Regions from separate parts of the Homo sapiens genome. Here region 1 is linked to region 2. Evidence: chromatin contacts called from ENCODE Hi-C or POLR2A ChIA-PET data. All regions are on one chromosome and are shown on one strand. The core of a region is the stretch at or near the end of the contact, and the rest is flanking DNA. Distances in the headings are between cores, read along the strand shown.

Region 1 (7,563 bases), core at 254-2,753, 310 kb after region 2:
CCCAGTGATCCTGCAGTCGGAGGGACTTCCCTCTCAGAGTCTTACAACAGCCAGGACCCCTGTAGGCCACCTGCCACCCTCCCTTCACCCCAGGAGGCTATAGGGCAGGATTTGGGTAGGGAGAGAAGGGTGTCCAGAGAGGCAACACCATCTATTGGAGGAGGGACCAGGACTCAAGAGGCCTGGGTTTGTGGCCTAGATCTGCCATCATCTGGGACTTAGTTGAGCCTTCCAGCTTTGGGGACCTTAGTTATCTTAGCTCCAAAATGGGTATACTGTCCCAGCCTGTCTTACCCATGAGGGTGTTGTGATGATCAGAAGGGGAGACAGTTGTAACTGTTTCTAGACGTTGGGAGCTCACAGCTGATGGGTGTAAGCACATGCCTGCACACAGACATATACACACAAGCACACACATGTACATACATGTGCAAACACCACCTCCTATGGGCACACCTGTGCACCCAGACAACACACACGCACCCAGTGGGTGCAGGTGAACACCTGCCTCTGTCAAGCACGTACACCTTCACTCCCACTTTGAGGGGTCTGCTCTGAGCATCCCTGGCAGTTGAGCCAATGGTGAGGACCCTAGCCTGCTTCCCACTTCCCACAGGACTGGAAGGAGAAGTACATCCACCAGAACTACACCAAAGCCCTGGCAGGGAAGCTGGTGGAGACGGTAAGGGCCATGGACACCCTCTTGGACCAGCCTTGCCTGCTGCAGGGGGCAGGGCACAGAAGGGAAACTGCTTGCCCTGGGGAGTGGGGGACAGCAGGATGGGAGTTGGGGGTGGAGGGATGGGAGTTGGGGGGCGGCAGGATGGGAGTTGGGGGTGGCGGGATGGGAATGGGGGGGCGGCGGGATGGGAGTGGGGGGTGGTGGGATGGGGGTGGGGGGAGGCAGGATGGCCCCTCTACCTGTTGGCACTTTCCTGCTGGAGGCTGTGGGAGTCTGCAGGGCCTCTCTACCTGGCCCAGGCAGGAAGGAGGAAAACATCCTGGATGTGATGGCCACTGTGGCCCACCATGCCTGGACCACTTCGGGGAGTGGCTGCTTCTCTCCACTCACTAATGTCTGCTTCCCCCGAGCCTGGGGCCTCTGCCCCCTCCCTCCCTCCATGCCCATGTTTCTGTCTGACCTTGGCGCTGGTAGCTCTGTGACCTCGGCTGGGAAAGTCTGTCTCTGGGCTCTGCCTCCTCCTCCCCACTCAGTCTCTCCAGGATTGACAAGGCCCTGCTCCCCGGGGACACTGGGAGGGCTCCCTGGCTTGGGTGTGTGGCCCTGAAGAGGAAGGAGGATTCTGTGGTGCCACTGTGGACCCCCTTGACTGAGTCCCTGCCCTCCCCAGCCCTGCCCGGATGTCTATTGGTTCCCCATCTTCACGGAGGTGGCCTGTGATGAGCTGGTGGAGGAGATGGAGCACTTTGGCCAGTGGTCTCTGGGCAACAACAAGGTGGGACCCTGATGCCTGGGCTGGGGCCGCAGGGAGGCTGCCTCTCCATCAGTGCCGCTCACTGTCTGGGGTCTTCTGGCAAGCTGGCCTGGCCACCCTTTCTGGGACTCTTGACATAGGGGTGCTGGCATGGGTATCTGCAGGCAGGTAGGAGTAGAGGGATTGAGAAACCTGAGATGGAGTTTGGTCCCTGAGCTGCTGTTGCCACCGTGTGGCTTTGAGTTGCCTTGACCGTAAGCTACTAGGTTTTCAGTTCCTGGTTTGCTATTGGAATGGCTTAGCTTGGTTCCCTAGACTTCCCCCAGGTGGAGCTGGGGAGGAAAGGGCCAAGGTGGGATGAGGGGCATTAGGAAGGGCTGTCGGGTCCAAGTTCATCAGACAGCAGGAGCAGGTGGCCTGCTGAGGGTGCTAGGCCCTGTGTTCTCTCCGTGAGAATCCCAACACCTGTTCCTGTCCTGGAAAGTTCAGGTACCATTTTTTTTTTTCTTTTCATGTGTGTGTGTGTGTATATATATATATATATAAAAAGAAATATATATAGATTTTATTTATATATATATATATATATTTTTTTTAAATAATAGAGACGGGGTCTGGCTGTGTTGCCCAGGCTGGTTGTGAACCAGGCACAATTTCATTTTATTTATTTTAATTAATTAATTAATTAATTAATTTAGAGACCGAGTCTCACTCTGTCGCCCAGGCTGGAGTACAGTGGCGCAATCTTGGCTCATTGCAACCTCTGCCTCCCAGGTTCAAGAGATTCTCATGCCTCAGCTTGCCGAGTAGCTGGGATTATAGACGTGTGCCACCACGCCCAGCTAATCTTTGTATTCTTTATTTATTTAATTGTGTGTGTGTAAATTTTTTTTTTTTTTTTAAGGCAGTGTCTCGTTCTGTCACCTAGGCTGGAGTGCAGTGGCATGATCTCAGCTCACTGCAACCTTCCTTTCCCAAGTTCAAGCAGTTTTCTTGCCTCAGCCTCTCCAGTAGCTGGGACTACAGGCGTGTGCCACCATCCCTGGCTAATTTTTGTATTTTTAGTAGACACTGGGTTTCACCATGTTGGCCAGGCTGGTCTCAAACTCCTGGCCTCAGGTAAGCTACCCACCTCGGCCTCCCAAATTGCTGGGATTACAGGCGTGAGCCACCGTGTCTGGCCTAAGGCACCTTTTTATTTTATTTATTTTTTTTATTTTAATGATCCCAGAACATTTATTTCCATAGGATTTTGATAAAAGAGCACAATCTTGAATAAAAATACACCACTGTACTTAAAGGCAACATTACCTACTAAGCAAACTCTGTCCTTAGCCCTTTCACAGAAGAGAAACTGCAGAAAGGAATTTTTCGTCTCCTGACAGTTTTACAACATTCATATCTCCTATGTACTTCAAGCCCCAACCCACCTCTGATTTTCTTTTTTCTTTTTTTTTTTTTTGAATGGAGTCTCGCTGTGTCGCCCAGGCTGGAGTGCAGTGGCGCCATCTCAGCTCACTGCAACCTCCGCCTCCCAGGTTCAAGCAGTTCTCTTGCCTCAGCCTCCCGAGTAGCTGGGATTACAGGCGCCTGCCACCATGCCCGACTAATTTTTGTATATTTAGTAGAGATGGGTTTCACCATTTTGGTCAGGCTGGTCTCGAACTCCTGACCTCATGTTGTGATCCACCTGCCTCAGCCTCCCAAAGTGGTGGGATTACAGGCATGAGCCACCGCACCGGGCACCCCACCTCTCATTTTCTACGTCCTTTTTTTTTTTTTTTTTGGTGAAGTGGAGCCTCGCTCTGTCGCCCAGGCTGGGGTGCAGTGGTGCAGTGGTGCAGTGGTGCGATCTCGGCTCACTGAAACCTCTGCCTCCTGAGTTCAAGTGATTCTCTTGCCTCAGCTTCACAAGTAGCTGGGATTACAGGTGCTGGCCACCATGCCTAATTTTTTTTTTTTTTTTTTTTTTGAGACGGAGTTTTGCTCGTCACCCAGGTGGAGTGCAATGGCACAATCTCAGCTCACTGCAACCTCCGCCTGAGTAGCTAGGATTACAGGTACCCACCACTACGCCTGGCTAATTTTTGTATTTTTAGTAGAGACAGGGGTTTCACCGTGTTTGTGAGGCTGGTCTGAAACTCCTGACCTCCGGTGATCCACCCACCTTGGCCTCCCAAAGTGCTGGGATTACAGGCGTGAGCCACCGTGCCTGGCCTCATTTTCTAAGTTGTTTAACAGAAATGTGTGTTCCCAAGTTTAAGGCACCGTTTTTAAAGGCACATGAGACCCTGGACCTGTGTGCCAACCTCTGACCTGGCAACTGGACTAACCTGAAGTTCTGGTTATCTTCCTAATCCACATGCTTTGGTTGCTGAGCTGATCTCCAGAAGCCAGGAACTGGACTAGCCCGTGCATTCTGGGGGCTGGCTGATGCTTGTGCTCCAGTGACAGGGCCAGACCTCGGACCCCAGCTGACTCTGGCCCTGGAACAAGTTTTCAGTGCTCTGTAACAAATGACTGTGGCTCAGAATAACACCCGTGTGTTATCTCCTGGTTTCTGTGGGTCAGGAATCTGGGCCCAGTTTAGCTGGGTCATTGAGGTGTCAGCTGGGGTTGGGGTCTCATCTGAGGCCCAGGATTCCATTCCAAACTCACTTGGTTGTTGCAGAATTCATTCCCCTGCAGCTGTAGAACTTAACTTGCTTCTTCAAGGCCAGCAAGAGACAGAATCTCTCTTCAGTATCCTCCTTTAGCCAGGCGCAGTGGTTCATGCCTATAATCCCAACACTTTGGGAGGCTGAGGCAGGAGGATCGCTTGAGTCCAGGGGTTTAAGACCAGCCTGGGCAACATAGTGAGACCTCATCTCTACAAAGAATAAAATTAGTGGCTGGGTGCATGGCTCACGCCTGTAATCCCAGCACTTTGGGAGGCCGAGGTGGGCAGATCACCTGAGGTCAGGAGTTCGAGACCAGCCTGGCCAACATGATGAAACCCCATCTCTACTAAAAATACAAAAAAAAAAAAAAATTAGCCAGGCATGGTGGCGCACGCCTGTAATCCCAGCTACTCGGGAGGCTGAGGCAGGAGAATCACTTGAACTCAGGCGGTGGAGGTTGCAGTGAGCTGAAATGACGCCATTGCACTCCAGCCTGGGCAACAGAGTGAGACTCCGTCACACACACACAAAAATAAAAATAATAAAAATAAAATTAGTTGGGCGTGATGGTGCGTGCCTGTAGTCCCAGCTACACGGGAGGGTGAGGTGGGAGGATCACTTAGGCCTGGAAGGTTGAGGCTGCAGTGAGCTGAAGTTGCGCCACTGCGCTCTTACCTGTGCAACAGAGGGATACCCTGTCTCAAAAAATAAGGTCTTTCTGCAGATGACTCACCTAGTAGGTCAGGCCCCCCCAGGATAATCTCCCTTTTGATTAACCCAAAGTCAACTGATTAGGAGCCTTAATTGTATCTGCAAAGCCTGTTCAGTTTTGTCATGTAATGTGGTCCGGTCACATTCCCGGGTGTAGGAGAGGGGAGTAGACAGAGCCTGGGGGCCATCCTAGAATTCTGCCTAAACATTCACCTCGGTCACCTCCAGGACAACCGCATCCAGGGTGGCTACGAGAACGTGCCGACTATTGACATCCACATGAACCAGATCGGCTTTGAGCGGGAGTGGCACAAATTCCTGCTGGAGTACATTGCGCCCATGACGGAGAAGCTCTACCCCGGCTACTACACCAGGGTGGGCAAGCCTGGGGCATAGCCAGGATGCGGGGACAGTTGGGTGGGGTGTCAGTGGAGTGGCTGGGACTGGTGGGGGTAGGGTGGGAGGTGGAGAAACTGGGAGGGGCCGAGGTGGAGTGAGGGTGTGGGGAGCGTGGGAGGGGCAAGGGTGGGGCATGAGGTAGAGGGACTGAGGGGTGGGGATGGGGTTGGGAAGAGCAGGGGTGGGGTGGGAAGTGGTAGAGAAGCTGGGAGGGGTGGAGAGGAGTAGGGAGCCTGGGAGGGGCAGGGGTGAGTGGGAGTGGAAAGCCTAGAGGGGCGGGGGGGCAGGGGTGAGGGAGTGGAGAGACTGGAAGGGGCAGGAGTTGGTGGGGAGGTCGAGGCCAGTGTGGGGCAGGGGGATGGGGTGGGAGGGGTAGGGTGGAGTGGGGGGCTTGGGTGGAAGGGCCAGGGGTGGGTGGGGGCTGGAGAGTCTGGCAAGGGGAGGGGCTGGGGAAGGGGTTGGGTTGGAGTACGGGTGGAGGAACATCCCAGCTTATGGGAGAGGCCTGGATATTTGGTCCCCAGGCAGGAGTGAGGTCTCACCGCACACACCCCCTCCATCTAGTAGCGTGTGGGAAGACAGGGTGCTGGGCTGGGACTCTAGGGCCGGCTAGTTGGCCTCTAGCCTGAGCTGGAGTCTCACTCAGCCTCATGAGTAGCTGGGATTACAGGCACCTGCCACCATGCCTGGCTAATTTTTGTATTTTTTGTAGAGACAGGGTTTCACCATGTTGGCCAGGCTGGTCTCAAATTCCTGACCTCAAGTAATCCGCCCACCTCTGCCTCCAAAAGTGCTGGGATTACAGGCATGAGCCACCGTGCCTGGCCGACCTCAGCTCTTTTGAATCTTTCTTCCTTGTCATTAACCCTGCCTCAGTGGCTCCTATACCAGCCCACCAAAAAAGCACCCCTGCCCACCTTAGCTGGCCAGCGTGCCCACTCCCTCCCTAGCCACAAGCCTGTGCCCCACGCCTGGGCCCTGCTTCGTCCGAAGCAGCCTTCTTCCAATAGTGAGGAAAACCCTGAACTCCTGTTACTGACAGTTGTCATTCATCCCTTGAATGCTTACTGTGGTTCCCCGGAAACAATTACCTGGCTGGCCTCGGTTAATTCTCACAATTCTTTCCAGTGCTATCACTCATGTGTCTGTCCACTGCTACCTTGGCTTTCTCCAAGGTACTTTCTCCAAGACTCAGTTCCTTCCTTGGTCTCTGGTTTCTCCAGATACCTGCCCATGGCGTGCCTGGGTCCTGCCTCAGGGAATCCAGCCTGGATAGTTGCCAGAAAGGGTTGTGAGGATTGGATGCCCCCCTTTGTCTTTGTCTTTTCATTCATTCCTTCGTTCCTTTCTTCCCTTCCTTCCTTCCTTCCTCTCTCTCTCTCTCTCTCTTTCTTTCTCTCTCTCTTTCTCTTTCTCTGTCTCTTTTTCTTTCTTTTCTTTCGCACTTGTCACCCAGGCTGGAGTGCAGTGGCGCAATCTTGGCTCACTACAATCTCCGCCTCCCAGATTCAAGCGATTCTCCGGCCTCAGCCTCCCAAGTAGCTGCGATTACAGACGCCCACCACCATGTCTGGCTAATTTTTTGTAATTTCAGTAGAGATGGGGTTTCACCATGTTGGCCAGGCTGGTCTCAAACTCCTGACCTCAGGTGATCCGCCCACCTTGGCCTCCCAAAGTGCTGGAATTACAGGCGTGAGTACCATGTCCGGCCTCCTTCCCTTTCATTTCTTCTCTTCCCTTTCATTTCTTCTCTTCCCTTTTCCTCCCTTCCTCCCTCCCTCCCTTCCTTTCTTCCTTCCCCTCTGTTCTCTTCCTTCCCTCCCTCTCTCCCCTCTGTCCATACATTTTTGTTGAGAACCTTTTCTGTGCCAGGTAGTTGCAGGCACTCGAGCATAGAGCCCCATGTAGACCTGGCCCCTGTAAGCTGACCTGCAGCAGGCCAGACCAGGCCCCATGTGTGCACCCTCCTCTCCTGGCCTTTGTGTCCTCCTTAACTAACACGGGCTCTCTTGTCCCCCTGCCTTGGTACAGGCCCAGTTTGACCTGGCCTTTGTCGTCCGCTACAAGCCTGATGAGCAGCCCTCACTGATGCCACACCATGATGCCTCCACCTTCACCATCAACATCGCCCTGAACCGAGTCGGGGTGGATTACGAGGTGAGCAGGAGCCAGCCGGGGTCAAGGGGCCGGCAATGGGGATGAGGAGGGCTAGCTGAGGAGAGGCTTCAGGGTGGTTGAGGCAGAGGGGCCCCAGGTAACCAGTGCCAGAGAACCAGAAAAAAAAGGATGTGGGTCTGTGGGAGGGCTTCCTGGAAGGGTTCACAGTCTAGCAGGAGGAGGGGCCAGGCTCTTAAGCT
Region 2 (3,117 bases), core at 1-2,500:
TCCGGCCCTGGCCCCATCGGACACCTGATGCTCCCCGAAAGGTGCACCTCACCCAGTCCCCTCTTCTGGCCCCGGGGCCTGGCACTCGAGGCCCCAGATCCAATTACAGCTCCCCCCACCCTCTCTCTTACACACACAACTCCCCACATTGTTGCCGGCGGAAAGTTATCTGGCCCCTGGAAGCTGCCTGCCTGCGAGGCTGACTCACTCACCTGGAGTGGGCCCCAGAGTCCAGGGTATAGCTGATCCCTGGGAAAAAGCAGGAGCCAGTTCTGGAGCCCTACAGAGGGTGTGGCCAGAAGGCCGTGGATTGGGAGCAAGGGCTGCGAGAGCTGGAATTTTCAGGGCTGGAGGCGGGGGAATGGGGGGTGAGGGGGGGCCTGAGCTTTCATCAGTCTGTTTGCCACCGCCTAACCCAAGCAATGCCCATCCCCAGCTGGACCTGATGAGGAAAGAGTGAGGGCTGTCTGCAGGCAGGTCTTGTTTCCATCCTGACTCAGCAGGCAACCCCTGCAGGCCCCGCAGGGAGTTGGAGGGATGGGGGTGAGGGGTCTTGGGTGCCAGAGAGGATGACTGGGCAGCCTGGGAAGGCCCTGAGCACCAGCCAAAGCTGCCCCCAACGCTCCCTCACCGCTAGTCGGGTCCCCACTGGGCATCTCACCACCCCGGGGAGGGGCAGCCCCTCCAGACAAGGGAGCTCAGGAGGAAGGCAGGAATAGGTGAGGCCAGGCCTGGGACCCCAAGGAACCCACGGGGATTCAGACGGCCCAAGGCCCAGAGCTGGAAGAGCTGATGAAAGAAAAGGCTCGCAGCCTCCCTCCCAGACGCATCCCAGGCCCCCGCCAGACAGACCCTCAGGAAGCTGGGAGGCGGGAATGTGGGGGTCCTCTGGTGCTACTTCCTGGCTAAATGGGACCCAGGAGTTCTCTCTCCTTGCCAGTCGCCTCTCAAGGCCTCCCGCCAGACCAAGATAGCAGAGAGACGTGCTCTTTGGAGACCGCCTCTAGGGCTTCGCTGGCGTGAAAGTTTGCCGCGCCAGGTCTCCGGGTCCCCTCGCTCTCTGACGCCCCTCTGTGCAGCGCTCGCCCGCCGACCCCATCTCCCCTCCCCGCCGCAGCGAGCGGTCCAGGCGTCGGCTACCTGGGTCACCGTCTCCGTCCATCGCTGCGGAGGGCGGTCGCGAGAGGAGGAGCCGGAGCGCTGCGGGCTGCGCGAGTCCCGGGGCGGCGAGTCCCGGCGCTGTCCGCGTCTGTGTCGGTCCCGGCGACCGCGCCTCTTAAAGGCCCCCGACCCGACCCGCCCCGCCCCGCCTCTGGCCCCGCGCCCGGCCGCCCCGCAGTCCCAGCAGTCTGCTCGAGGCCCGGGGCTGCGGGTTCCTCAGCGGACCGAGGAGGCTGGGAAAGGTCAGGAGTCGTTTTTTTTCCAACTGGGGAGGGGTCCGATTTGGGGCATCTCGCAGCTCGCTCCTGGGGGACTGCTGGGAGGAGGCGGCTAGGGGAGGCACGGAGAGGCTGGGTCAGGCCGAGGGTGAGGGGCGGGTGGCCCAGGCGGAGTCGGAGTATAGGAGGTGCCTTCCGCCCCACCCCCCACACCAGGTAATTTTCCTACGACGCGGTGGGGGTGCGTCCCTGGCCCAGCGCTGCGCGGGGCGGGGCGCGGGGCGCGGGGGCGGGGCCTGGCGGGCCGGGGCGGGGCCTCGCTTTCCAGGCAAGCGCAGGTCCAGGCGGTGCAGCTTGGGCGGCCCAACGGATCGTGCCGCGGCGGCCGAGCGCAGGTGACCGGCAGGAGGGGGCGCGGGGGGCGCTGGGGAGGGGGCGCGGCTGGGCGGGGGCTGCCGGGAAGGCTCCTGGGTTCCGGGTCGCGCCGCAGTTGCCGAGGGAGGCCTGGCACCGACCAGGCCCAGGCCGCCGAGCTTGCCCGGGCTGCGCTGCGCGGCTGCGAACGGGGGCTGGGGTCGCCATCGATGTACAGGGGTCCGAGCCCAGACTTTGGGGGGCATTTTAAGGCACAGCGTGGGAAGGGGAGGCTGCAGGCGCGCTGGCGGACTTGGGGCTGGCGGAGCCCAGCCGCGGGGCTGGGGGTGGGAGTGGGGGTGGGGAGATAGGAAGGGCCCTTCCCTGTCGCCCACCCTCTTGCCACTCCCACCTAGGCAGGAGATCATGTCCTCTGAGATCTTGAGAAGGTGGCTGGAGCCCTTTGGACCTCCGCGGGAGGCAGTGATAATTAGCCTCCTCCTCCCATCATGTTCTGAGGATGGGAGAGAGGATGGTGACGGCACCGGAGGCCTGGGGTGCTCTGCCCGGCTGCGCATTATATCCCCATTAAAGACTGGCCTACTGAAAAAGGCTGGCCCTGGAATCAAAGAAGATCCGGGCTTCTTCCCCCTCTGCCCTTATTTTTGACCTTGGGCAGTGCCTTCCACCTCTATTGTGAGAGGCCAGAGAAAAAAATCAGAGCTCACCTTTTATTAAAGTACCTGATGTGTCCCAAGCTCCTTGGACCGCCCCAGTGACCCCTGGAGGTAAGGCATCCATTTACAGAGAAGGAAACAGGCTGGGAGAGGCACCATGCTCTCCCGAGATAAATGGCAGAGCAGGGATGAGGCCTGCAGCATAGCTTTTCAACAGCTACAGGAGGGTGTCCAGAAGCCACAAGCCATGGCTGTGGGGAACATCAACGAGCTGCCCGAGAACATCCTGCTGGAGCTGTTCACGCACGTGCCCGCCCGCCAGCTGCTGCTGAACTGCCGCCTGGTCTGCAGCCTCTGGCGGGACCTCATCGACCTCGTGACCCTCTGGAAACGCAAGTGCCTGCGAGAGGGCTTCATCACTGAGGACTGGGACCAGCCCGTGGCCGACTGGAAGATCTTCTACTTCTTACGGAGCCTGCACAGGAACCTCCTGCACAACCCGTGCGCTGAAGGTGGGGTACAGGCCGGGTCTGGCATGCCTCCAGTACACAGTCATGACACCAGGAACATGTATTGAGCACTTAGTATGAGCCGGGTACTTTGGATGGTTTAACACCTTTACTTCTCTCACAGTAACCCAAAGAGGTAGCTACTGTTAGTGCACACATTTTTCAGATGGGCAAACTGAGGCCAAGAGTGGTGTTTCT

The links. A loop is a pair of places that touch in the nucleus more often than their neighbours do. ChIA-PET counts read pairs that join two places held with the same protein, here RNA polymerase II (POLR2A). Pooled maps may share reads with other maps.
Region 1: a loop to region 2 is called in a map of OCI-LY7, with 4 times the contacts of the local background. The contact joins the enhancer-like site here to the promoter of FBXO2 in region 2. A Hi-C loop is called at or near these places in 1 of 168 maps with a recorded cell type or tissue (OCI-LY7) and 4 of 50 pooled maps. POLR2A ChIA-PET finds 5 or more read pairs at or near these places in 6 of 52 experiments (GM12878, H1, HEK293T and 3 more).

The regions. Positions count from the first base shown.
Region 1 is chr1:11,965,635-11,973,197 of GRCh38, forward strand. It overlaps PLOD1 (procollagen-lysine,2-oxoglutarate 5-dioxygenase 1), which reads left to right. Exons shown (of 19, transcript NM_000302.4): 15 at 617-682; 16 at 1,353-1,457; 17 at 5,036-5,182; 18 at 7,238-7,363. Among named protein-coding and RNA genes, the nearest start is that of MFN2, 11 kb to the right of the region's middle. RefSeq lists enhancers at 783-1,283, 1,284-1,784. Within about 2 kb of position 1,504, at least 2 of the 41 ENCODE cell types and tissues checked have a DNase peak (open chromatin) inside an H3K27ac peak, as active enhancers do.
Region 2 is chr1:11,653,179-11,656,295 of GRCh38, forward strand. It overlaps FBXO2 (F-box protein 2), which reads right to left and starts at 1,251. Exons shown (of 6, transcript NM_012168.6): 1 at 1,141-1,251. The coding sequence starts at 1,162. It overlaps FBXO44 (F-box protein 44), which reads left to right and starts at 1,699. Exons shown (of 6, transcript NM_033182.7): 1 at 1,699-1,774; 2 at 2,628-2,922. The coding sequence starts at 2,658. RefSeq lists silencers at 1,201-1,340, 1,581-1,810, 1,861-1,930.